Linked DNA regions of Mus musculus: regions 1 and 2 are each linked to region 3. A link is a loop called in an ENCODE intact Hi-C map of the cell type or tissue named here. Cell type or tissue: heart. All regions are shown on one strand.

Region 1 (8,000 bases), 64 kb after region 3:
TACTCCACTTGCTGAGTGAAGGATTACAGTAAGCACAACCACAGCCAGTTTATGCAGTGCTCGGGACCGAACTCCAAACTTCATGCATAGTACACCAGCTACACTCCCTGACTCCTTAGCCCTGTGAAATCCATCCTTATTCTTGGAACATCCCCCTTCTTCTCTTACAAGTTTGAGTTGTCAACTCAAACTATGGGAGAGGTTCCTTGGTTTTGTTGATGGGTTTTGTATCTTCTGTCTGAGACCAGTTGATATTAGGATGTTCTCAGGGCCAAGGAAGGCTGAAATGAATGGGGTATTTATTAAAAGCTGAAAGACAGAAAGCAGTCCCATCGCCTGGACTGGTTTATATCAGCTACAGCAAGTCAAAGCTCAGTAGCCTGCAATCTACAGGTGATCCCTGGATGTCAGCCAAGTGAAAATCTGCTGTGACTAGAAACAGAAGTTAAAAATTTCTGGTAACTGGGGAAGGAAAGAAGTTCCACGACCAAGGAAAAGTTCCATTTTCAGGAACAGGCAGGTGTGCTTATGTGGATTCAAGTCTTGGGACTTCTTTGATTCCCTGAAGATTACGTGAATTTTTCAGTTCATAAAAGGAGGTATATTAGCACTACCATTGTATTAAAATAACAGTGTAGAAGAAGCAGTCAACAAGTATCTGCAAGACAGCAGAAATAGACACATGTCTTCAAGTCTTAGCAAAAGTATAAAACATGTTTCTTTAGTGAAAAGTTACATCTACAATCTGTTTATCTTTTAACACGAGGTCTGTGAGCAAGGCAAACCCATTTGTCCTCTGTTAATAAGAGACCTAGTAGCTTTAACTAGTTAATGAACTGACTGACGAACTGACACAGTGGGTGATTACCTGGATCAGGAGCTAGTTGCCTGTTGTTCCCTAGCTGACAAGCTACAGTTAGCCTAGCTGTCAATGTGATCAGAGAACTGAGAAGGATAAATTATAGTCTATATAACCTATGTATCCATTAAAAAGACAGAGACTAGTCCATAGTCCATTCCCTAGCCAGTCGTCTCAGACTGTCTGCATGGCTCTGGGAACAGAGGCAGTCATTGGACATTAGGCCCAAAGATGAGAGGCTTCTCTGAGGAGGAGAACATGGGAGAGACTGACCTCACCTTATCTAGGCAAAGTAGGATAATCAATTCTTCCATGTCTTGCTTGTCCAAAAGGGCTGAGCCCTAGCAGTGGGGCAGTCTTGCCCAGTGGTTAGCATTACCACAACCCAGATGGAGTCCTTTATACACCAAACCCCTGTGCCCATTATCTTCTTGGAAACCTTGGCAGGGGGTGTCACTGCTAGGATCTGGGAGTCTCTGTCAGTCATAATAAGTTTAAACATCTTAAATGACATATTCAAAAGATCTCTAACAGATTATAGCTGGTACCTACCAAACATACCTGAGTTAAACCATCCTTCTCTGCTTTTAGTGTTTATCATGACTATAAATATACTTCTGAAGATATTGAAGAATTTGATTATATTAACTTGCATTTTTTAATTATCCTCAATAGTTTACAGTAATTTAGTAAGCTTCATAAGATTAGAACTTCACATATTATAGCTGTTATGTTTAGATTTTTTTCTTTTACGTTTAGATTTAAAATAAGGATTTTAAACTGGACTTCTCTTAGTGTCAAAACAAAGCTTTTTAATCCATAAAGAGACTGGGAACGTTTCTGACCTATATATGGTGTGTCATTGTAGAACATAACAGTTTCCCATATGACTCAGTTTATTAAAAAACTAGTTTCATAATGCTAGCAAAAGCAAAGATAGACATATATTCTTAAATCATCTGTCAGCCTAAATAGACCTTAGGCAAGGAGAGACATCTCTAAGCCAGTAATGTTTAACCTTTTTTAATGTTGTAAGCCTCTAAAACTTTTTAAAGGAAGTTTGAAATCTCTCAATTGTGTCTTTGCAATATCAAAATTAAGTATTTTTTAAAGAGCAAAGACATAGAGCATAATCATAATTTTCAGAAGGCAAAATCAAGTTCTAATAGTGTAAACCATTTAATCTTTCTAAAATTAATTGCAAGTGGGTTTTTATGTTACGAGTGTGGCTGTCTGAAAGGTACATTGCTGTACATACGTGCATGGAGGTGCAGTTTTTATCTTAGTAAAATTCTATAAACCTGGATTTTTAAGATAAGACGGGGGCTAGAGAGATGGCTCAGTGGTTAAGAGCACTGACTGCTCTTCTGAAAGGTCCTGACTTCAATTCCCAGCAACCACATGGTGGCTCACAACCATCTGTAATTGGATCCGATGCCCTCTTCTGGTGTGTCTGAAGACAGCTACAGTGTACTTACATATAATAATAAATAAATCTTTTTTAAAAATTAAATTCCTGCATTCCAGGAAGTTATCTGGTTCCTGAGCAGGTGGAGCTTGCAGATTAATTTGGGGAATTACCGTACTGCATGCAGGCAAAAAAACATATACTCACAAAATAAGATCTAACATATCTTAAAATATATAGAAAAGTTAGCTAAATTAAAAATTAATAAAATGAGCATTAAGTCCATTGTCTCTCATTTGTTTCTCATTGAATGAAAATCAGGACAATGTTGCGGTAATTTCTCACCCCAATAAGCCCGTATAAAAAACACACAACTCAGTTATAGTTATAAGCTATATGCCTAGATTGGGCAGATCTATCACTGTACTAATCTAGTTGCCAACTATGAGACTTCTTGCTACTTGCGGCTTCTCCAGGCCATGTCTCTCTCCTCCCTCTCTGAGACTGGGAAGAAGGCCCAGTGAGATCACCTGAGTATGCGCTCTGCTCATTGTAGAGGACAGCTCCTCTTGATGAAGCAGAATAAACATCAAAATACAAATGGCGCCAGGGCAACCCACAACAGGACAAGAATGCTCCTAAGTATGGGTGAGAAGGATTTTACTGTAGACATGAAGAAGAGTACAGCCAGAGGCATCTGGAAGAGTTCAGACTGAATATAACCAGCAAAATAGATGGGGCCACGAGAGGAGAGGTGGGGAGTGGGGCGGGGGCGAGCTAAGAAGAGAAGACTTGGAGAGAGGGTTCCAAGAGGACCCCGAGGGTGCTTGGGAATAAAGAGGGGAGTGGCCAAAATGGCTGAGTTATGAGAATCTGAAGTGGGCAAAGCTCGGGGGCTAGAGAGATTCGGTGTAGGGGCGGGGTATGCCAGGCAGGCAGGATGACTCTGTAAGAGGTTGTTGTGAGAAGGGCCTGAAGGAACCTAGAAGCTAGCATAGACCTCGATATGCCAATAGACGCCACCAAAGGCATAGATTAATGGAAGAGTTCTATGTCCCTTCTGCCAAAGACGAGGAGAATGACCACTTTTAGCAAGTAAAAACGATTTTCTTAAGTCCCTGAGAGAATGATGGGTTTTGTCTAAAAGCCCGAGTTTGGGAAAAGGAAATTTCTTGCACGTTCCCACCCGCCGCCCCCTTTTTTTCCCCAGGTAGAGTGAAGCTTTTAGAACCTTCTGCCTCTTACAGTGAGTGAAAGAACAAAGGTGGATAAGCGGGTGTCTGAATTTCACCCCATCCTTTTCATTTTCATTTACTAACCTACATACACTAGAGCGCCAAGAGCCGCTACGGGTAGCGGCCCGGTACAGAGAGACCCGTCAGCCGGGACCTGCTGTCTGCTTGGCAACCGGTGACATCTCAGCGTCGCGCTCCTGACGTCATAGATGGGCGCCATACTTAAAGAGAGTGCGGGAAGCTGCGACTGCAGCTGAGCTCTGTGACAGCCATGGAACTAACGCAGAAAGAGCGGGAACTGAGTCGCTGGGCTGCTGAAGAGATGGAGGTGCCCCTAGCAGCTCGCCCCCGGGAGTCGACGCTGCGTAGGTGAGGCTGCTTCTGGAGTAAGGTCTCCCCATCCTGGAATTAGCCTCGAGGAGTAAGATCACCGCCCTGTTAGACCCCCGGGGCCCAGGTGTAGAGAACGCGACCCCCAGAAACACAGCTTGATCATAGACGCTGTAATAACAAGAGGTTTTTAATCCGACGCACATGAGGTTGCTCAGCCTCGCAGGGAGAGTCAACCCCGATTGTCTAAATACAGCTAATTTATACTTTTTGTGAAAGGGCTCACACAGCTATTTTATTATTGGCTAATAAAGCAACAGTATAATTTTAATTTGGCAGAAAACTTTGTCAGCAATCAGCAAGGTCAAAGCAGCTTGTAGTTTTCCTCAGAATTCAGGCTGAGGAGGGCTAGGGAGGTTTTCTCAAGGATGGTCATTTCTGGCAGCTGTGGTCTTTATGACCACTAGTCTGTCCCTGCAGATAGGGAAGGGGCCGGGTGGTCTTGAATTTGTTTACACTGGCAGGGAAAGAGAAGAATCTTTCTTTCTTTCTTTTTTTTTTTTTTTTTTTTTTTTTTTTTTGAGTTTCTCAAGACAGGGTTTCTCTGTGTATCCCTGGCTGTCCTGGAACTCACTCTGTAGATCAGGCTGGCCTAGAACTCAGAAATCCACCTGCTTCTGCCTCCCAAGTGCTGGGATTAAAGACATGCGCCACCACTGCCTGGAGAAAGGGAAGATTCTTTAAGCAGCAGGAGACAGCTGAAGATAGAGAGTGGCTGCTGCAGACAGCTTGCAGCAGGAGACAGAGATAGGGGAAGCAAGCTCTGCAAATAACTTTGGTATACATTAATTAAGCTAAAAACTAAGCCGGGCGTGGTGACGCACCCCTTTAATCCTAGCACTTGATAGGCAGAGGCAGGTGAATTTCTGAGTTCGGCTACACAGAGAAACCCTGTCTTGAAAAGACAAAAACAAAACAAAACAAAATATTAAGCTAAAAACTATATTTCTTCCCAGCACTCGGGAGGCAGAGGCAGGCGGATTTCTGAGTTCGAGGCCAGCCTGGTCTACAAAGTGAGTTCCAGGACAGCCAGGGCTATACAGAGAAACCCTGTCTCAAAAAACCAAAAAAACAAAACAAAACTATTATTTCTTTATCCCTCATCGAGAATGAGACAGATCTGCAGAATAAGGGGGTTCCTACAGCACCTCACCTACCCACTCTTACCCTAATCAAAGGTGACACTAGGCAGTTGGCAGTGGCTGTTCTATTGGGGATCAAATCTGCAGAAACCAGTAGCATATGACCCTGTTATGAAAGACCATTTCCTGGGGTGGAAACCTCTTACACCCACCTCTGAAAGTGACTACAACTAAACCTCTCCTAGAAGAAATAGAACCTGTCATGGAATAAGAATACCCTCAGACTTAGGGAGAAGGCCACCCTCTCAGTGACAACCCCCAGGCCCACCCACCGAAGTGAGAAATCTTGGAACTTTCCACCACCATAACTGTGGAGACAGTGGAGGGTCCTCCTCTCCTCCTGGGCAATGCTCCAGTCATACTCTATGCTGTATCCCTTCAGGCTGTGTCTGAGTCAGGGCGCTGACATCTGGGCCTACATTGTGCAGCATGTGCGTAGTCAGAGGTAAGCCAAACCTAGTGCAGGGGAGGGGGTCAGAGAGTGGGAAAGGCACAGGGAAGGCCCACAGCAACTCCTCTCCCTTCATCTCTCCAATGCAGGAATATCAAGAAGATCCAGGGAAACCTCCTCTGGTAACTGCTTCTTAAATTCATTGATTCCTATCTTCACCAGTTTTGTCTAGCCTTGTCCATAACCAAGGCCTCTACTTCCTGCCTTCTCCCCTGGAAGCCCCAGCCATCTCCTAACTCTATTCTCTTTTCTCTAGGCATGCCTATCAGGACAATCCAAAGGTAAGAAGCCTGTGTGGTTAATATTCTCCCTCAACCAATAGTCAGCTTGCAAATATTCTGCTCTAGGCCCTGGAGGTGATGGGTCTGTCAGGAACACCATGTTACAAAACAACCCAGATCTTTGCGCTCCCAGGGATTGCGATCCAGGGTGAGCCAGGCACGAGATGGGGAGCAGTGGTGTATGGACATGGGGCATTGGTGTTGGAGAGAGGAAGGTCTTGAGTCCTATAGTCTCAGCACTCAGGATGAAGCAGAAGGGTCAACATGAGTGTAAGGCCAGCCTGGGCTACATAGTGAGACATGGTCAAAAGTAGACACAGTAAACAAAACTGCTAAAAGGAGAAGGATGAGTTTGTCAGAGCTGCTAAGGAATTCAAGGAAGAGGTCAAGACTAGGAGGGGGACCTACAATTAAGAGCATTCGCTGCTCTTGAAGAGGACTTATCCCAGCATCCAGAGCAGATGTCTAACAGCAGACTGTGATTTCAGTTCTAGGAGATCTAACACCTTCTGGCCTCCACTGGTACCTGTATGCATGTGGTACACCGACATACATTTTTTAAAAAAATGGAGGCTGAGTATGTTGGTACTTGCCTGTTATCCCAGCACGTGGATGCTGAAGAAGACTGTGAATTTAAAGGCAGTCTGAGCTAGTTTACACACCAAAACCCTATCTCAATAAAAATAAAAAATAATTTTAAAAAAGCATCTGACAGAGATGTAGGAGTCACCCCACAGACAGAAACCAAGAAGATAGAGAGGCAATTCCAGGAGGGAGAGAACCAAGTAGATTCTTAGTGCTTCTATGTCAGACCTGAGCCACTTAAACAAAGAAAAATCTGTCAACCATCTCCCAGGAGATGAGGAGAGAAGCCGAATGCCACCCAGAAGGTAGTACAGCCAGGCTAAACTCCAAGGAGTCCAAGCATCTGACCTTCTGACCCTCTACCTGATCCTATCAGATCCATCGGAAGTTGGAGCTGGAAGCCACTGTGGCCCGCCTTCGGGCAGAGAACCAAGAGCTAGACCAGAGCCTGGAGCTGATGGATCAAGAGTCTGAAGCTCAGGGTGACTCATGGGGCCAGCCGGATGGGCAGTGAAACCCTGGGTGACAAAAGTGTTGACAGCCATCCCTGTTCCTCCCACAGATGTAGCTATGACACAGACACTGCAGAGCCTGAAAGACACCCAGCATCGAGCTCTTCTCCTCCAGGCCCAAGCTGGGGCTGTACGAAGACAGCAACGTGGGTTGCAAGACCCCATGCAGCGGCTGCAGAATCAGCTCAAACATCTGCAGGACATGCAAAGGTGGGGTTCAGCCTCCCCAAGGAGGTTAGACATTCTCCTCAGAAATCCCTGTGTTCTGCCTGATCCCTTCCTTTCAGAATCATGAGCTTCCAGCCATAGCATAAGGGCTGTCAGGATGGGCAGTTTTATTATCTTGAGCGCCTGGATTTATGGTGCCAACTGGATGTCTACAACACTGGCTTTGGAGAAACAAGTGAATATACAAAATAAGGCCCACCTTGCTGGAGCTGATGTTCTCCTGCATAGAAGGCAGATAGGAACCTAGGAACTACCTCATAGCTTCAGGTAGATGGAAATCCTGGAAGGGTCATAGGAGTTTATGTGCATGCATGCAGGTGTCCATTGGAGGCCAGAGGGCATCAGAGTCTCTGAAGCCAAAGTATAGGCAGTTGTGAGCTAGGTCCTTGTGAGAGCAAGAAGGCAAGAAGTGTTCTTAACCACTGAGCCACCTCTCCATCTCTCCAGCCCTGACTTGCTTTTAAAATTTATGTTCTATGAAATGTGAGTCAGAGTCTGACTAAGTTACCTAAACTGGCCTTTTTTTTTTTTCTTTTTTAGATTTATTTATTATGTACAGTGTTCTGCCTGCACGACAGAAGAGGGTGCCAAGATCCCATTACAGATGGTTGTGAGCCACCATGTGGGTGCTGGGAATTGAACTCAGGACCTCTGGAAGCGCAGTCAGTCCATTCAACCTCTGAGCCATCTCTCCAGCCCGAGATTGGCCTTAAATGTGTTTTGTAACCACAGCAGCTGTGCCAGCTTCCCACAGTACTGGGACCACAAGCCTGTGCCAGGGCTGCAGACACTCACTGTGTAGCCCATGTTGACTTCAGACTTTTAGTCATCTTCCTATCTCAACCTCCTGAGAGCTAGGATCAGCAGTTCTCAACCCATGGGCTGCGTCCCCTTTGGGGCTGAAAGACT
Region 2 (8,000 bases), 250 kb before region 3:
TAACTGTGATTCTTATGAGAATTAAAAGGAACAATTAAAAAGAACTAAAATATCACCCACGGTTGTGAAAACCAAGGACATTCAGCAGGAAACATCTGACGAGCTGTCTTCCAAAAAGTTTTCTAAGTCTAGGTTTGGGGACTGATTTTAGTTCGTTTTGTTTTGCTGATTTGTTTGTTTGGGGCCTTATTCTTTACACAGGGTCTCAGTACATAGCAGATTCGTCTACGTTTTTGCCAATAGTTTCTGCACGCAATACCTATAGCTGTTGCAATTTTTGTCCAATTATTATGATGTCATGTCACCACCCTTTGCCATGGACAGTCAGAGAAACAAACTCGTGCCAGGTGTGGTGGTTCACACTCTTAATTTCAGCATCCAGGAGGTGGAGGGAGGCAGATCTCTTGTGAGTTCAAGGTCAGCCTGGTATATAGCCAGTTCCAGGCCAGCAAAGACTACACAGTAAGACTCTGTCTCAAAAAATAAAAAGAAGGGAAGAAGCCTAAGACACCGTGCCATTGGTGAAGGACAGAGGGACAAACCACACCCCTCGGGATCCAGCAGCAGGACCTCACATCAGTGTTTGCATTGGCTAAGTCTCAGGCTCCAGACTGCCTGTGTGGACTGGTAATAGGTCTTTCTCAGTCACCACCTTTCTCTGCATCCTTTGCCCAGCTCCCAGCTCAGACATTATTTCAGGTGTGGAAATATCTAAGCAAACCGATCCCTCTAGACTCTGACCATGAAGGCTTCTGGGTTGGGAAGAAGTGCTGGCTTGTCTATTAACAGAGACCCCTAGCACCAGATAGCTCTGGAGACTGGGTTTAGGTGAGGACCAAGAGAAGAGCTGTGAGCATCCTGCGCCTGCTCATTACCTGTAGATGGAAGCCAAGGGACACTTGAGTCGAGCATTGCTGTTGGGTTTGTCCAGCAGATATGTGTCAAAGACAAAGTACGGCTGGTTGGTCTCCGTGGCGGTGTCACAGGGTACCTGGCAGGCTTGTAGCTGGAGTTCAGGCCTCAGGCGGCTGTTGGTCACCTTCTCCTCTCTCAGGTAGAGCCAGCAAGGCATGGGCTTTTCTTGGGGCTCCTCCACATAGCAGTAGCCTAGACGTTTGCGCTCACCTGGCTTTTGGCAACGGTTACAATCTTGCCAAGGATCCCAGCGGGTAAAAACAAGAACCTTGCCTCCCAGGTTCATGCTCTCATTTCCCATGGGCTCTTGGCCCAGGTCTTTGTGAGTGATGTGCAACAGAGCTATGTTCTGAAAGTCAATCTCATATTCTACCAAACGGGCCTTGTGATTATCCAGGCAGCGGTAGAGGCCTGTCTGGGAAGGCTTAGGGTCAGACAACTGCAGGTCGCTCCCAGGCAGTACCCTCCCATCAGGCTTGGAGTTGACCAGGGACAGTTTGTCCTCTAAAGATGAAGAAAAATACCAAAGTGCTTTGGGGTAGTTACACTGCAGTATCACGTCACTGCCTGAGAGCAGGGCATACTGACACACATTCTTGTAGGGACAGCTGATTAGTCTCTGGGCCCACAGCATGGGAAGAGAAAGACCAACCAGCCACAGAGTAGCCAGCATGGCTGACTAAACTAGACAAGGAACTTCAGAACCTTCTTGGGTACTGTGACGTCACCCACAGAACTTGGGCACCACCGGCCCTGTGAACTGTGGTTCAGCGAGTTTCTCCACATGTACATCAAATATAACAACCTGGGCTGGAGAGATGGCTCAGCGGTTGAGAGCACTGGTACCTTCTCCTGGGGACCTGGGATGGACTCCCAGCACCCACATGGCAGCTCATAACTGTAATTCCAATCCCAGATCTGATACCCTCTTCTGCTTCTGCAGGCACCAGATACACCTGTGATGCACAGACCTATATGCGGGCAAACCGGTGACTATAAAATAAAAACTCAATAAAGGTGTGTGCTATCTATATAACTTAAAATGTCCCCAGGAAATAGAATTATTTGCTCTCCACACATCCAGTACACAAAGACACTGGTGTGCTTTCATATAGACATCCTCTTAAGTTCATATTTTTGGATCCCAGATGGTGGTGTGAATTTATTTATTTATTTATTTATTTATTTATTTATTTATTTATTTTGGTTTTTCGAGACAGGGTATCTCTGTATAGCCCTGGCTGTCCTGGAACTCACTTTGTAGACCAGGCTGGCCTCGAACTCAGAAATCCACCTGCCTCTGCCTCCCAAGTGCTGGGATTAAAGGCGTGCACCACCACCACCTGGCCAGTGGTATGAATTTTGCTGGTACTGGAAACCTTAATGTTGATCTCACCGAACAAGAATAAAGACCATTACCCAAATTCTTTGGTCAAATGAGGCAAGTTTTATTTTCTGTCAGATGGGGCTATAGGTCTCTAAAGTGGAGTTTGAGAAAACCGCATCAAACCCAGGAAAAGGTGGGCTTTATACTAGCTCCAAAACTTCAAGGCCAGAGGGCTTTCAAGGGGTTTTGGTTATGTAGGACCTCAGAGGAACAGTTCAAAATTATTTGGCAGAGCATTTCATCAGGGTGGAGGTCACAGTATTTATAAGAGGTGGAACATGCACAAGAAATGTGTCAAATCATGATCAAACGCCAGTTTTATAGAAATCGGGAATGACCTTGTAACAAGATGGCTCTTAATTCTTTTCTGAAGATTTATTTATTATATGTAAGTACACTGTAGCTGTCTTTAGACACACCAGAAGAAGCCATCAGATCTCATTACAGATGGCTGTGAGCCACCATGTGGTTGCTGGGATTTGAACCCAGGAGCTTCGGAAGAGCAGTCAGTGCTCTTAACTGCTGAGCCATCTCTCCAGCCCAGCTCTTAATCTTAAGATGGCATCATGCTGGTCCACCACTGGGACATGGGACCCAGGTAGCAGGACTACAACTGTGTCCTTAGGTCTATATTGTCCCTGTCCTCTTCCTGTCTGCCTCTCTGTGTCCTGGCCTCCATGAAGCAAGCACTGAACTTGGTTCTGTGCCTCTCCCACCATGCAATGCAAGCCCCAGATGATGCAGCCTGCCAGCCGTGCCCAGAAACCTTTGAAACCATGAACCAAGATTTAAACAAATAAGCAAACAACACCCGTTTCTCACCGGCTGGCATGTGTCACAGAGATGGAAAGTACCTGACATGGGAATGGGACAAGGGCTTCATGTCCATTGGAAGGGGGAGGGAGAGGTCCTGGTCTCTACTGTTTCTGAAGTCCAGTGGGAAGCCATGATGAGGGCCTCCTCTCCTGTAGTAATAAAGACTCTCCAGTCATCAACAAACCGTCCCCTTGGTGTAGCTGGGACCTACTGACTGGGACAGCCTAGATCCCATAACCTAAGAAACCCATTCTGGAATCTTAGCTTCGAAACTCTATTCTTTTCTCACTCTTTTATGCCCAGCATTGGCTAGTGGAGAGTGCTCCTCCTCAAGGGCCCCACAGATGCCATCTGAAATATTTGCTGTGGCAGGAGAAGGGGGCGGGGTCTTGTTCCACACACTGGCTATTAAATGTTCTGGCCTGGGAGGGGGGACCCTCCTCACTTTTGCTTATATGCTACTCGGTATAACTGACAGGATAGCCCCAGCTAACTGCAGAAGGGCCAGGAAATGGAGGGATGGAATATTTGCTAAGCAATGTTGTCTTTGGGACGGAATAAGATAGGTGGTAAAAATCTTATTAGTAAAATATCAGATGACAGTAAATGGTTTGAAGGGAGGAAAGTGGGCGAGAGAAGTTGGGGATAAGCCTGCCCTGGGGTATATGCTGAGATTCTACTCTCAAGAGTTCTACGTGGAAGACGTTATCTTTGGGGATGGTAAAAATGTTGAATGAAAGTGATTAGTGTGGGTTCTAATCAAAAACAGATTCTTTTTTTCCTACGTTGGAGATGATGACCAAGTTTTAGGTATTGATAACATATTGATAATAATGACATCTACAAAACACAAAGTAACACATGCAACTGGTTTAGGATTACAAGTGGTAAAAATGACGGCAGTGGCGATTTCCTCTATTTTTTAAACCATGATTTTTAAGCCACATGGGAACAGGGTGAAATTTTATGAGACGCCTTTGCCTTTAAAAGCGGCCGTAGGGGAAATGGTAGCAGGTGTCCGCAACAGGAAGGGAATTCTGGTAGCTAAGCCTGCCATATGTGAAAACCTGATCCAGGACCAGCTAGGCCAGTATGGCTGAAGTCAACTAAGAAAAGTTGGCTGGGGAAAGTCAATCAGGCCAATGTACTTTGAATTTTGCTTGAGAGGGAACACAGCAAAGTTCTGAGCAGAAGAATGTGACCTGACACCATTTACAAAACAGAGAAGAAAATGGTAGGAAAATGGTAGGTTCCCAACTCACCAAGCAGTGGCCAGTTCAGTCTCCCAGAATGCGTTTCCTCTCGGCGCCACCAGGGAGCAGCAGTGTTGCGCTGAGAAGGAGGAGAGCTACGGGCCGCGCCCGGGGTGCAGGTGAGGCCTGGGAACCTTTGATCCGAAACAGATCTGTTGGTCTCCAGTCTTGGCTCAGAGCCTTTAATCATCAGAACTTCGAAGGCCTGACCAAGAGCGAGGGATACCCGAGCGGGAGGTGGAAAAGAAACCACAAGTTAGGAAATAAGGGAAGTAGGGAAACTGCCTAAGTACGACTGCAACTTTTTAAGAGGTGCAGTCCCCACGAGCGTCCCCTAGGGGGCCAGAGCATCTTTTCTAGTGCGACCTCATTGATTCCTCGAATCATTCAAATGTGGAGCCCAGAAAGACCGCAGCACTTCCCCCACCAGGGCGAGAGTGGGAAGGCAGGCTGCGTCACCGACATTCCCCTGGCAGCTGGGACCTGGCTCTGCTTGGCACCTCCCTACAGGGCGCACCTAGGCGGGTCCATCGGCTCCCGGGACAGGGGTGTGGACCAGCAGCGAACAGGTGCGCACAAGGCCCGGCCCCTCTCGGCAGGTGGAGCACGCCCAGAGGGTCTCTGTCCTCAGGGAGTTCAGTCCTTTCAACTTTGACTAGAGCAACAGGTGGCTGCACAGGTCGCCTATGGTGCAGACGCCCTCCTGGCAAAGCGGTCACTTGGTTCAGGCCCTGGAGGCAGGAGCGCACCTGAGTCAGCCCACTTCCGGGGAGGGAGGCCCGCAAGGCCCGCCCCCGCCGCCCACCCCCAAGTCCAGCCCCCGGGCTCCCACCCTTGTGTACCTGGGCGGTTCCATTCCCGGGAGTGCGCAGGGGGTAGAGTGACCCAGAGAGCCACCGCGCGCCGGGTCAGTTGTCTTCGGGAAGCCGAAGGCATGAGCTTCGTCCAAGTTCATTTTGTAGGTTAGAACTCCCCCAGTGCGAGGAAAATGGACTTGGAATAGGGGCCGGGCGCAGCACGCACCCTTCTCGGCCCTGGTGCTCGCCGCGCCCCCTACTCTCTGGATACTTGGGAGGGGACGCGCGGGCACCGTCGCTGCTAGACGGCCGCGATGGCGCCGGCGGCCAGCGCGTGTGCTGGGGCGCCTGGCTCCCACCCGGCCACCACGATCTTCGTGTGTCTTTTTCTCATCATTTACTGCCCAGGTAAGGATTGGGGTCCCTGGTGCTGTGGGACGGCGGGAGGGCGCTACCGGAGGTGGATGGAGGGCTGTGGTTCTCACCGGCCTTGGAGGACCCGAAACCAAGTGGTGGGGAGTCGTGAGTGATGGTTGGTGCGGGAGTGCAGATTAAAGATCTCCAGAACCCGCCTGGTTGAGGAGACCCCTGTGTGCCCAAGGAAGGGAGTTTCTTGTGGCGCCCAGTCCGGTCCTCCGCCTTTGTCGGAGATAACAGGAAGTGAAAACTCTGGGGATCTTAAGGCTGAGCGCTGTATGGAGAAGGGGACCCTTTGTGGTCAGGAGCAAGGCCTCCCGATCGTGAGATAGGCCTGCCATTGGGATCTTGGACGCACCTCAAGATTTCTAAGTGTTGGGGTAACGGGGAGAGGTCATTCCCGGACTGGATCAGGCCAAGAGCTCGAGAAACAGTGCCCTGGCTTGGAGTGGGTGTGGAATTGGGGACTCCCCACCCCACCTACATCCCTGGTATCTGTAGAATGGACTTTTGAACCTTAAGTCATCTTCCGCCTAGATTGTTGAATGTTAGCTTAAGTGGGGGCCTAGGGGTTCCATCTACATTTGGATGTGCATTTTGAAGAGTCTCTGGGTAGGAGGATGTGGACAGAATATTCTAGGGACCTAGCCCGGATGGCTACATACTTACCACTTTTCAGCCCCGGAGGTGTATAAAATGGGCATGATTATCAGATCTGCCTCGCCAGTCTCGGGGATTAAGGAACAATATGCTAGGTGCTCTGAAAGACTGCATATACTGTCTAAGTGGTGTGGCTCATTGCTGTTGTGGTACCTCCCTGGGTTTATCTATCCCTGCTGACTATACTCTTCTTCTCAGACCGTGCCAGTGCCATCCAGGTGACCGTGCCTGACCCCTACCACGTAGTGATCCTGTTCCAGCCAGTGACACTACACTGCACCTACCAGATGAGCAATACCCTCACAGCCCCTATCGTGATCTGGAAGTATAAGTCGTTCTGTCGGGACCGTGTTGCCGACGCCTTCTCCCCTGCCAGCGTGGACAACCAGCTCAACGCCCAGCTGGCGGCTGGCAACCCCGGCTACAACCCCTATGTGGAGTGCCAGGACAGCGTACGCACTGTCAGGGTGGTGGCCACCAAACAGGGCAATGCTGTGACCCTGGGAGACTACTACCAGGGCAGGAGAATCACCATCACAGGAAGTATGTGGGGCAAGGCGGGAGGAGGCTCTGTGGGTGGTGGGAGTGAGACTGTTTGAGGGTCCTGTCCTAAATGGGCCGATGAAGGAAGGGATCCTTCCATTTACCCACCTGGCCACCCACTCACCCATCCACACATTCATGCATCCATTCACTTGCCTACCCACACATCCATCTACCCACATATCACCTATCCATCCATCTATATCCTTCCATCCCATTATCCTACAATAAAGCCCAGACTGTATACCAAGTTTGTTCTAGGCTCTGGGAACATAGAAATAAAACCATCAAATAACCCTCTTACAGAGTTTAGGGTGTTATAAAGGAGACGGACTAAATACACAGTGTCAAAGGCTTGCAGATAGAACAACAAAAACTGAGTAGAGATTAAAGTGAGGATTTCCTTTATAATACTAAATTGCCAGCAATAAGAAGTAATACTTTAACCAGCTGTTATAGCAAACCTATAACCGCAGCACTTGCAGGGCTGAGGCAGAGGATCTTGAGTTCAAGACCAGCTGTATGCAGTGAGACCCAAGGCCTGCTTTAGTTTGGCCTGGAGTGGGTTAGCTCAGATAGACCACACAGTAATTGAGTAACTCCATTCTATTATTGTCATTTTTTTCAGAGGTCCCTAGAGTCAAGCGTCTTGCTGGAAGTTAACAGCTGAGTTTGAATGCCACCACTGTAGACCCAGTCTCCAATCATTCATTCATTCATTCATTCATTCTTTCTTTCTTTCTTTTTGTTCTCTAATGGTACTAGATATGGATGGAACTCAGGGCTTGTCATGTCCTAGATAGAGTTACATGGCTAGCTCTACCTCTAAGCCACGTCCCCAGCCCCTCTCTGGGGGATCCTGGGCAGGGGCTCTACCACTGAACCTCACCCCCAACCCTTCGGGGGGTGGGGTGGGGGTAGGATTCTAGGCTGGTGCTCTACTACTGAGTTATGTCCATAGCCACTGACTTGATGTTTGTCAAGGATCGACTGTGTCCCTGGTGCTCTTAGAAGCATTTAGAAAAGGGTGGTGAGTAGAATAGCCCAGACCCTGTCTCTGCCCCAGGTTGCCTTCTAGAAGTGAGACTGGCGGTGAGAAGACCTAGGAAGAGCGGGCACACCTCTGATCCTAGCATGGGGAAGGTGGAAGTAGATAACGCATTAAAACCACCTTCAGCTATGTAGCAAGTTGGAGGCCAGTCTGGCTACATA
Region 3 (8,000 bases):
TGGTGGTCACTGCACCCTCCCCCGATGCACCCATGTTTGTCATGGGAGTGAACGAGAAGGACTATAACCCTGGCTCTATGACCATTGTCAGGTACCCCAGATGACGGCCATCCTCCAGCATGTGGGTGGCAGCAGCAGGCATGCCAGGATGTAGCACTCTCCCCACCTCAATCCTTTAATGTCTTTTACATCAACTTGTTCCTGCTCAGCAGTTCCTACGTCTTAAGTCATCATGTTAACTTCACCCTAAAACTACTAGGCATGTTCAGTATCTGAGGACATGCCTAGGCAGTATTTCCCAGTGACACCTCCAATGGCTCCTCCTTATGGCATCCCCAGGGAGCCCTCCCACACCCATTCTCACATCTCACAGAGTCAGACCTGGTAAAGTAAGAGTAGTGGAGAAGGGGTGGCTCTGCCACTCATCTGGCATGCTATGGCCGTTTCAGCAATGCATCCTGTACCACCAACTGCCTGGCTCCTCTCGCCAAGGTTATTCATGAAAACTTCGGGATCGTGGAAGGGCTAATGGTGAGTCGGGGCAGGAAGGATGGCAGGGAACCAACCCCTTCTTCCCAGGCCTTGGGGCAAGGCAAGGAGCAAGCAGGGAGAGCAGCTCAGGAAGGAAGGAAGCCCATAGTGGAGACACCGTTTGGAGTACTTTAACAAGGTTGTAGCTGTGGTGGTTGCCCTGGTTGCCTCCATATACCTCAGCCACGTTCTCAAGTCCTAGAAGAAAGAAGAATGAGTGGTTAGGAGGAAGGAGGCTTCATCTTGGGTCTCTTGTTCCCCAAGACCACAGTCCATTCCTACACAGCCACTCAGAAGACAGTGGATGGGCCATCAAAGAAGGACTGGCGAGGTGGCCGCGGCGCTCACCAAAACATCATCCCATCGTCCACTGGGGCTGCCAAGGCTGTAGGCAAAGTCATCCCAGAGCTCAAAGGGTATGTAGATACAAGCCAGGAACCAGGGTGGACACACACCCTAGGAAAACCTCACTGGCCCCAAGGCATGGGGACAATGGGAGTAGAAGACCTTTGGCTCTGACTCCCACCCTTACTCTGGAATTCTCCAGGAAGCTAACAGGAATGGCATTCCGGGTGCCAACCCCAAACGTGTCAGTTGTGGACCTGACCTGCCGCCTGGCCAAGCCTGCTTCTTACTCGGCTATCACGGAGGCTGTGAAAGCTGCAGCCAAGGGACCTTTGGCTGGCATCCTTGCTTACACAGAGGACCAGGTAGGGACTGAGGAAACCTTGGGGGGGTGCTCTGGGGAGGGACTTGGGAAATCCCACTCACCAGGAAGCTATTCTGCATGGGCCAAGCTGCAGACCAGCTGTCCAGGTGTTTCACACCCAAGGAGTTGCAGGCCAGCCAGGACTACACAATGAGACCCTATCTCAAACACAGCTTTCCCTGCAAGCCTGGGAAAGTGGGCCTTCCTGCCTCGGTGTCTTGACCAGATGTTTCTTTGATCTAACGATGCTGCTTTTCTGCACCATGGTGACTGGAAGTCACTTGTGTAACCCATAGCACATACTGTCCAAGAAAACAGCGAACTAAGAGCTAAAATGGAGCTTTCGCTAATAATTTTATATATTCACCATTGCTCTGTTCAGACACACCAGAAGAGAGGGCATCAGACCCCATTACAGATGGTTGTGAGCCACTGTGTGGTTGATGGGAATTGAACTCGGGACCTCTGGATGAGCACTCAGTGCTCTTAACCACTGAGCCATCTCTCCGGCCCCAGAAGGCTCTTAATACACTCCTGAACAAAAGACAGCAGTTCTCATTTTCTGGATTCACACCCAGGGGCCAGGCCAGGTCAGACACCTTTACTGAACAGACTATCTTAGGTGTGGAGGCACAGGCACTCAGGTGATAGAAGCAGTAGACTTCTATGAATGTGAGGGCAGCCCTCTATATAGTGAGTTCCAGAGCTATATAGCAAACCCTGTATCAAAAAAAAAAAAAAAAAAAAAAAAGTCACCTCCACCTTAGTGAAGTTCCCTGGCATTTGGCTTTTACAGGTCCACTCTCAAATGCCAAGATGTCATTTGAATGGGTCAGATCAAATCAGCCCCAATGCCAACCCACCCCCAACCCCCTGTGTTCCTAAGGGCTACAGCCCCCAAGATCTGTGTCTGTAGCTCCTTCCCTCTGCTCCCAAGACCCAGCCTCGTGCCAGTCATCGCTTCATGTAACGTTTAATGCAACCTCATTAGGGTATTGTGATCTGTATCCTCTTCCCCCGTGTGGGTACATGCAGATGCACGGGGCACATGTACCGGTACACCAGGTACAGGTGATAAACATGTCTTCCTCCATTGCACTCCACTTGTTACCGAGGCAAGATGTAAGGTAGCTTGACAACTAACTAATCTAGCTAGTCATCTTGTTCCAAGGAGCCTCAGTCTGGAGCTGGACTGCTGGGCCTATAAGTGTCCATCAACCGCCCAGCCTCTATATGGATTCTGCGGATCCAAACACAGAAAGCTCACGCTTATGTGACAAGCACTTTTATCCACTGAGCTCCCCTGCTGTGTCCCTGAGACAAAGGTTCCACCTGCCTTGATCACATTCTGTCACCAACACAAAAGGTCTCTGTCCAGTATACCAGATGAGTGACTGACAATGTGGTTTGAGAGTCTGGGTTCCTGGAGATCTTTGCTCGACTACATTTATCTTTGAAATTGTCACGCAGGTGGTCTCCACGGACTTTAACGGCAATCCCCATTCTTCCATCTTTGATGCTAAGGCTGGAATTGCCCTCAATGACAACTTCGTGAAGCTTGTTGCCTGGTAAAGGGGAAAGATGCCAGAGGATAGTGGGGGAGGCTGACAAGAGGGCGAGCGCGCGAGTGCGTACACGTACACACACACACACACACACACACACACACACACACACACACACACACGCCTGGTAAAGGGGAAAGATGCCAGAGGATAGTGGGGGAGGCTGACAAGAGGGCGAGCGCGCGAGTGCGTACACGTACACACACACACACACACACACACACACACACACACACACACACACACACACACACGCCTGGTAAAGGGGATAGATGCCAGAGGATAGTGGGGGAGGCTGACAAGAGGGCGAGCGCGCGAGTGCGTACACGTATACACACACACACACACACACTGACGCCTCCTTCCTCGCCTCCTCAGGTACGACAACGAATATGGCTACAGTAACCGAGTGGTCGACCTCCTCCGCTACATGTTTAGCCGAGAGAAGTAACACAAAAGGCCCCTCCTTGCTCCCCTGCGCACCTCGCGTTCCTGACTTCGGCTTCCACTCAAAGGCGCCGCCACCGGGTCAACAATGAAATAAAAACGAGAATGCGCACAGCTTTGCCCTCTTGTCTCTGCGCCGATCACCTTGCGTTCAGGGCGGGGTTCAAAGTTCTCGGATGAGCGAGAAGAGGTGGCGCTTGGCTCCGAGCCGAGTGGGAGAGGGAAAGCGCTGTCTGAACACAAGGTCTTCAACGGTGTAAGCAAGGCTCTGGAAGTCCCTGCAACACAGCCGGAGCTGGGCGCTCTGACGTCACTGCACGCGACGTACCAGGCCGGACTACAGTTCCCATAAGGCCGCGCGCGGGCCACGGCAAAGCAGGTGGGCGCCAGGCCCCGGTGCCGGCGAGGCCGACTAGAGGAGACGCTGCGCCTGGCGAGTCCCGCATTTGCGGGACCGGGCGGCTGGCGTCATGACCCTGTTCCACTTCGGGAACTGCTTCGCCCTCGCCTACTTTCCCTATTTCATCACGTACAAATGCAGCGGCCTGTGAGTGCAGGGCGGGCGCGGGGTGGAGAGGGTGCGGGACCCGGGCCGACCCCTCACCGCCGGCTTCTTCAGGTCTGAATACAACGCCTTCTGGAAATGCGTCCAGGCCGGGGTCACCTACCTCTTTGTGCAGCTATGCAAGGTGAGGGACTCCCGGACTCCACGTGTCTGGCCTCCAGGCATTCCAGATCTCAGGGGCCTGACTCTGCAGCTGTCACCTTCCATAGGACCACCCTCGAGACAACGCTTAGGGACTATGCCCGAATACCTTAGAAGGGATGCAAGGCCAGAAAGGCCCTGATGCAACTTTTTCTTACAACTGTTGTAAAATGAGAAAACCTCTTAGTGCGATATTTCACCCACAGGGTGTCGCAGGGTGCTGCCTAGGCATTTTTAGACATCAGATTCCCCCGTGAACTTCTAGACTTTTAGAAACCAGGCCACTTGCCCTCTATCTCCCAAGATCACGTGATCTTGCCACTTACACCTAGAATGACCCCTAGAACCCAGCGTCATATCCTCTACTTGCACACTTACTTTCCACAGTATCCACATAGTTTTTTGTTTGTTTGTTTCGGTTTTTAATCTCCCTCACCTTCCAGTGACCTTTCTACTTTCTGATCTCAGATGTTGTTCTTGGCCACTTTCTTCCCCACCTGGGAAGGTGGCATCTATGACTTCATTGGGGTAAGTTGAACAAGGGAAGGGCAAGGAAGAGTGCAGGAGTCGGTTCACCTGGTCCCCGTGTTTACTCGAGCCTCTACCTGACCCACAGGAATTCATGAAGGCCAGTGTGGATGTGGCAGACCTGATAGGCCTAAACCTTGTCATGTCTCGGAATGCAGGCAAGGGGGAGTACAAGATTATGGTTGCTGCCCTGGGCTGGGCCACTGCTGAACTCATTATGTCCCGGTGTGTGGAGCAAACTGGAGCCCAGACTTCCGGGAATGGACAGCTGGGTCCCACAGGGGTGCTGAGGGGAGGTGATCAGAGGCTGGGTGCTGGGGGTGGGGGAGTCTGGGTACTAGAGACTGCCTCCTTTTGCCTTCCTCAGATGCATCCCCCTCTGGGTGGGAGCCCGAGGCATTGAATTTGACTGGAAATATATCCAGATGAGCATTGACTCCAACATCAGTCTGGTATGCAGTCTAGCCCTAGCCTACCTTTATGTTGTTAGCCATACTTCTCCCAAAAACTTGGCTCCAACTTCCCAGTCCCTTCCTGCCTCCCTGCAGGTCCACTACATCGTTGCATCAGCTCAGGTCTGGATGATAACACGCTATGACCTGTACCACACCTTCCGGCCTGCTGTTCTCCTCCTGATGTTCCTTAGTGTCTACAAGGCCTTTGTCATGGAGTGAGCTGGGTGGGGTATGAGGCTGGGTTCAAATGGGGGTGTGTTTTCTCTCTCCTTTTCCTCATTGTGATGTTTCCCCACAGGACCTTCGTCCACCTCTTCTCCTTGGGTAGTTGGACAGCACTGCTCGCCCGGGCAGTAGTAACAGGACTGCTGGCCCTCAGCACCTTGGCCCTGTATGTTGCTGTTGTCAATGTACACTCCTAGCTTGACATCTCAGGTGTTGGCGAACCTTTTCATTTCCTCTCTCCAGATTTCAGTGAAGTAAACAGTGTTTGGAAAGGTTTTTGTTATGTCCATCTCTCTCTCTCAGAAACCGAATCCTCGGACTTAGGTCTCACAGAGTCTGTCTGGCTTCAGAACCAGATAAATAAGCTGGAATGTTGGCCAGTCTTCCTGGTTTCCCCATGAGAACCTGGGGGCTTGGTAATCATTGAACAAGCTAAGGAATGAACACACTAGAGTTCAGGAGGGGGCTTTGGGGTAGAGGGGCATTCTTCCTCAACTTACAGCTTGGTTTGAGCCCTCTTCCATGGTGAGTCTTCCCAAAACTGGTTACCTCCAACTTTGCAACCCCCCATTTCTCCACTCTAGTCCATCCACCATGTAACAGCTAGGGGGCTTCATATAAAACTTGTCTACTACTTAGGTCACCGTCTTCCACTTGCAACTCTCTGTGGAGTTTCCTAGTGAAGGTGACAGTAGGCTGTGCCATTTGCCCTTCATAATTTGGAGCTGCTCCTCTGAACGATTTCCCTAGTCAAATTCCTGCCATCGTTCAAGCCACAAGGCCACTCGGAAGAGTTCCTCGGTTCTGAGCTTCTGCATGCTTCAACTAGTCTTGCAGCCTTCAGATTAAATCCTGGCCTAAGTCTCTCAGTATGTGTGTGGGGGTTGGGGGATGGGAGATTCTAGGTCAGCTAGTCAAATAGCTGTAGTTGAGCCTACCAACTTAGATACTGTCCTGGATGCTTACTCCACCACTGTGGTTGTGCCCTTCTTTGTTCCACTAGGCTAGGCTTTTGCCCTATCCACTCCCTGAGAAGGATGTGTCAGATCCAAGACCTTGATGGAAAGCCTACTGTCTTAGGGCACTTCTCAGCCTTGGTCCCAGTGTCATCATGCTTCCCACCCCACTGGGGAGGAGGACAGTTGCCACTTCCCTCTTTCACTGGGCTCTTAAGCCTTAGACATAGGAAAGGACAGCTCCTTTAGGCTCACTATGATAGTCTGTTTACAGAAGGCACAATTTCTATCGGATGGACCTTCCTCCTTCCCCACTTTCCTAAGTGCCAAGTATCCTCAACAGCCTTGACTTCGTGTGGACAGGAGGTAGACGGTGCACACTATGGAGCACTATTGGGACCTCCATCTCATAGCCTGTCTGTCCCTTCGTGGAACTAACCAGGGTGCTGATGGAGAAGCCTAGGCTGTGGTTAGAGGTCTGGGTGGGATATAGGGTTTATTGAGACACAGAAACTATTTTGCCCAGCCTATAGGTGGGGAGGCTTAGGGGAGGATATATCAGCTGAGATCTAACAGACCAGGTTAGTGGGACAAGCAGAGAAAAGGAAGTGCCCAGGCTGGTGTAAGGGCCTGGCTTCTGGCAAGCATCAGACTGTTCCAGTTTAACCGGGCTTGAGACATAGTCCAGTAGCAGCAGCTAAAGCTGACAGTCGATACATTGACCCGGACAGTGGGGCTTCTACCAGAGTTGGTTGGGGGTTTTGGAAGCTGTCCATGGTGGTGTGGAAGGACAGGAACTACAAGGCTATAGTGGAATAGTCCCTCAGCTGGGGTGGGAAGATAGCCTGAAGCCAAGTATTGAGGTGATTGGTTTTGTTGGTCAGTAGGAGGTGAGTGGGAGATGACAGGTCAGTAAGGGGGCAAGCGTCCATGGCACCACTCATTTGGGGTTTGGCAGCTCCCAAGAGCCTTCTTGCCTCTCCTAGGGAGATCTACCCTGACGACAGTGAGACTGGCCAGCAAATGGGAGCAGGTCGAGAGTGATGAGTAGACCAGTGAGGGTCATGTTAGTCCAGCAGGAGACTGGAGACAGATGTGGGCATAATGGCCATGAAACCGAAGCCCTCAGGGCTTGAAGGGTTAGGGTTGGGGGTAGACAACGGGAAGGCAAATCCTAGGCCCAGCCTGGGAGGCTCCAGAGAGAAAGGGAGAGAAACGTTACCAGGAAAGGGAGTGGTCAGAGGGAAGGGCATTGCCAGCAACTAGAGCCCTCAGCAGCCAGGGCTTTATGGGGGAACCTCCATAATTTGTAAGTACACAAGGGCACAGGCACCAGCAATAGAATCAGCAAGAACTCTGTGGATTGTGGCAACCGCTGCTTGGTGTGGAAGTCTGGACCCCTGCGCCAGCTTTCAAGAGGCCCTGCAGACACTGCAGCCCTGAACGTCAATCCCTTTGTGGGAGGTCAAGCGTACTGTTAAACACTTCAGACTGTGCAGGCAACATGGCCTGGCTTTATTACTGCCCAGTAGAACATGAGGGGTTTGTAACAGACAACCTTCTTGTCCAGATGGAGTCCTTGAGATGGACACACCTCCACAGGAACTGCCAACCGCTTAATTTAGCCCCTCCCATCCTGGGAGCAGTTCCTGGGGTGCAACTGCTCCAAGAGGGTGTGGAACTATGGGGTGAGGGGTGAAGGATAGATTCCCTCCAATGGAGTCAACAGGCTGCAGAAGTGGGTACAGTTCCAGAGGGCTGGGAATCGAGTACATCGATGTTTTGATGGACACCCATGAGTCCCAGCTGATAGTGGATGGAGAGATGATTATCCCTCTAATAGTAGAGTTCCTGGTCCCACCAGCCTGGAAGAGAGAA

Evidence for each region. A loop is a pair of places that touch in the nucleus more often than their neighbours do. Peaks named below come from ENCODE experiments on the same cell type or tissue, not always from the same donor. Only the 100,000 strongest peaks of a DNase experiment are listed, where the experiment ranks them.
Region 1: a loop joins it to region 3, with 5 times the contacts of the local background. A loop is called at or near these places in 14 of 42 quality-filtered maps.
Region 2: a loop joins it to region 3, with 2.4 times the contacts of the local background. A loop is called at or near these places in 3 of 42 quality-filtered maps.

What each region holds. Positions count from the first base shown.
Region 1 is chr7:30,660,702-30,668,701 of GRCm38, reverse strand. Haus5 (HAUS augmin-like complex, subunit 5) reads left to right here and starts at 3,708. Exons shown (of 19, transcript NM_027999.1): 1 at 3,708-3,871; 2 at 5,417-5,479; 3 at 5,575-5,607; 4 at 5,742-5,766; 5 at 6,728-6,833; 6 at 6,914-7,073. The coding sequence starts at 3,774. In heart, no CTCF peak of the experiment used is centred here; a DNase peak (open chromatin) is centred at 3,691; H3K4me3 peaks cover 1,703 bases; H3K27ac peaks cover 1,245 bases.
Region 2 is chr7:30,970,656-30,978,655 of GRCm38, reverse strand. It overlaps Lsr (lipolysis stimulated lipoprotein receptor), which reads left to right and starts at 5,187. Exons shown (of 10, transcript NM_017405.2): 1 at 5,187-5,576; 2 at 6,444-6,788. The coding sequence starts at 5,483. It also overlaps a transcript of Fam187b not described here. In heart, a CTCF peak has its summit at 4,539; DNase peaks (open chromatin) are centred at 4,465 and 4,795; H3K4me3 peaks cover 1,995 bases; H3K27ac peaks cover 1,626 bases; H3K27me3 peaks cover 2,157 bases.
Region 3 is chr7:30,725,143-30,733,142 of GRCm38, reverse strand. It overlaps Atp4a (ATPase, H+/K+ exchanging, gastric, alpha polypeptide), which reads right to left. Exons shown (of 22, transcript NM_001290627.1): 22 at 7,609-7,987. The coding sequence ends at 7,959. Tmem147 (transmembrane protein 147) reads left to right here and starts at 3,609. Exons shown (of 7, transcript NM_027215.2): 1 at 3,609-3,799; 2 at 3,872-3,941; 3 at 4,427-4,486; 4 at 4,575-4,711; 5 at 4,854-4,938; 6 at 5,035-5,156; 7 at 5,240-5,442. The coding sequence starts at 3,723. The coding sequence ends at 5,363. Gapdhs (glyceraldehyde-3-phosphate dehydrogenase, spermatogenic) reads left to right here. Exons shown (of 11, transcript NM_008085.2): 6 at 1-91; 7 at 450-531; 8 at 796-947; 9 at 1,079-1,241; 10 at 2,711-2,808; 11 at 3,184-3,364. The coding sequence ends at 3,256. It also overlaps a transcript of Sbsn not described here. In heart, a CTCF peak has its summit at 3,348; DNase peaks (open chromatin) are centred at 3,552 and 4,652; H3K4me3 peaks cover 2,673 bases; H3K27ac peaks cover 1,949 bases.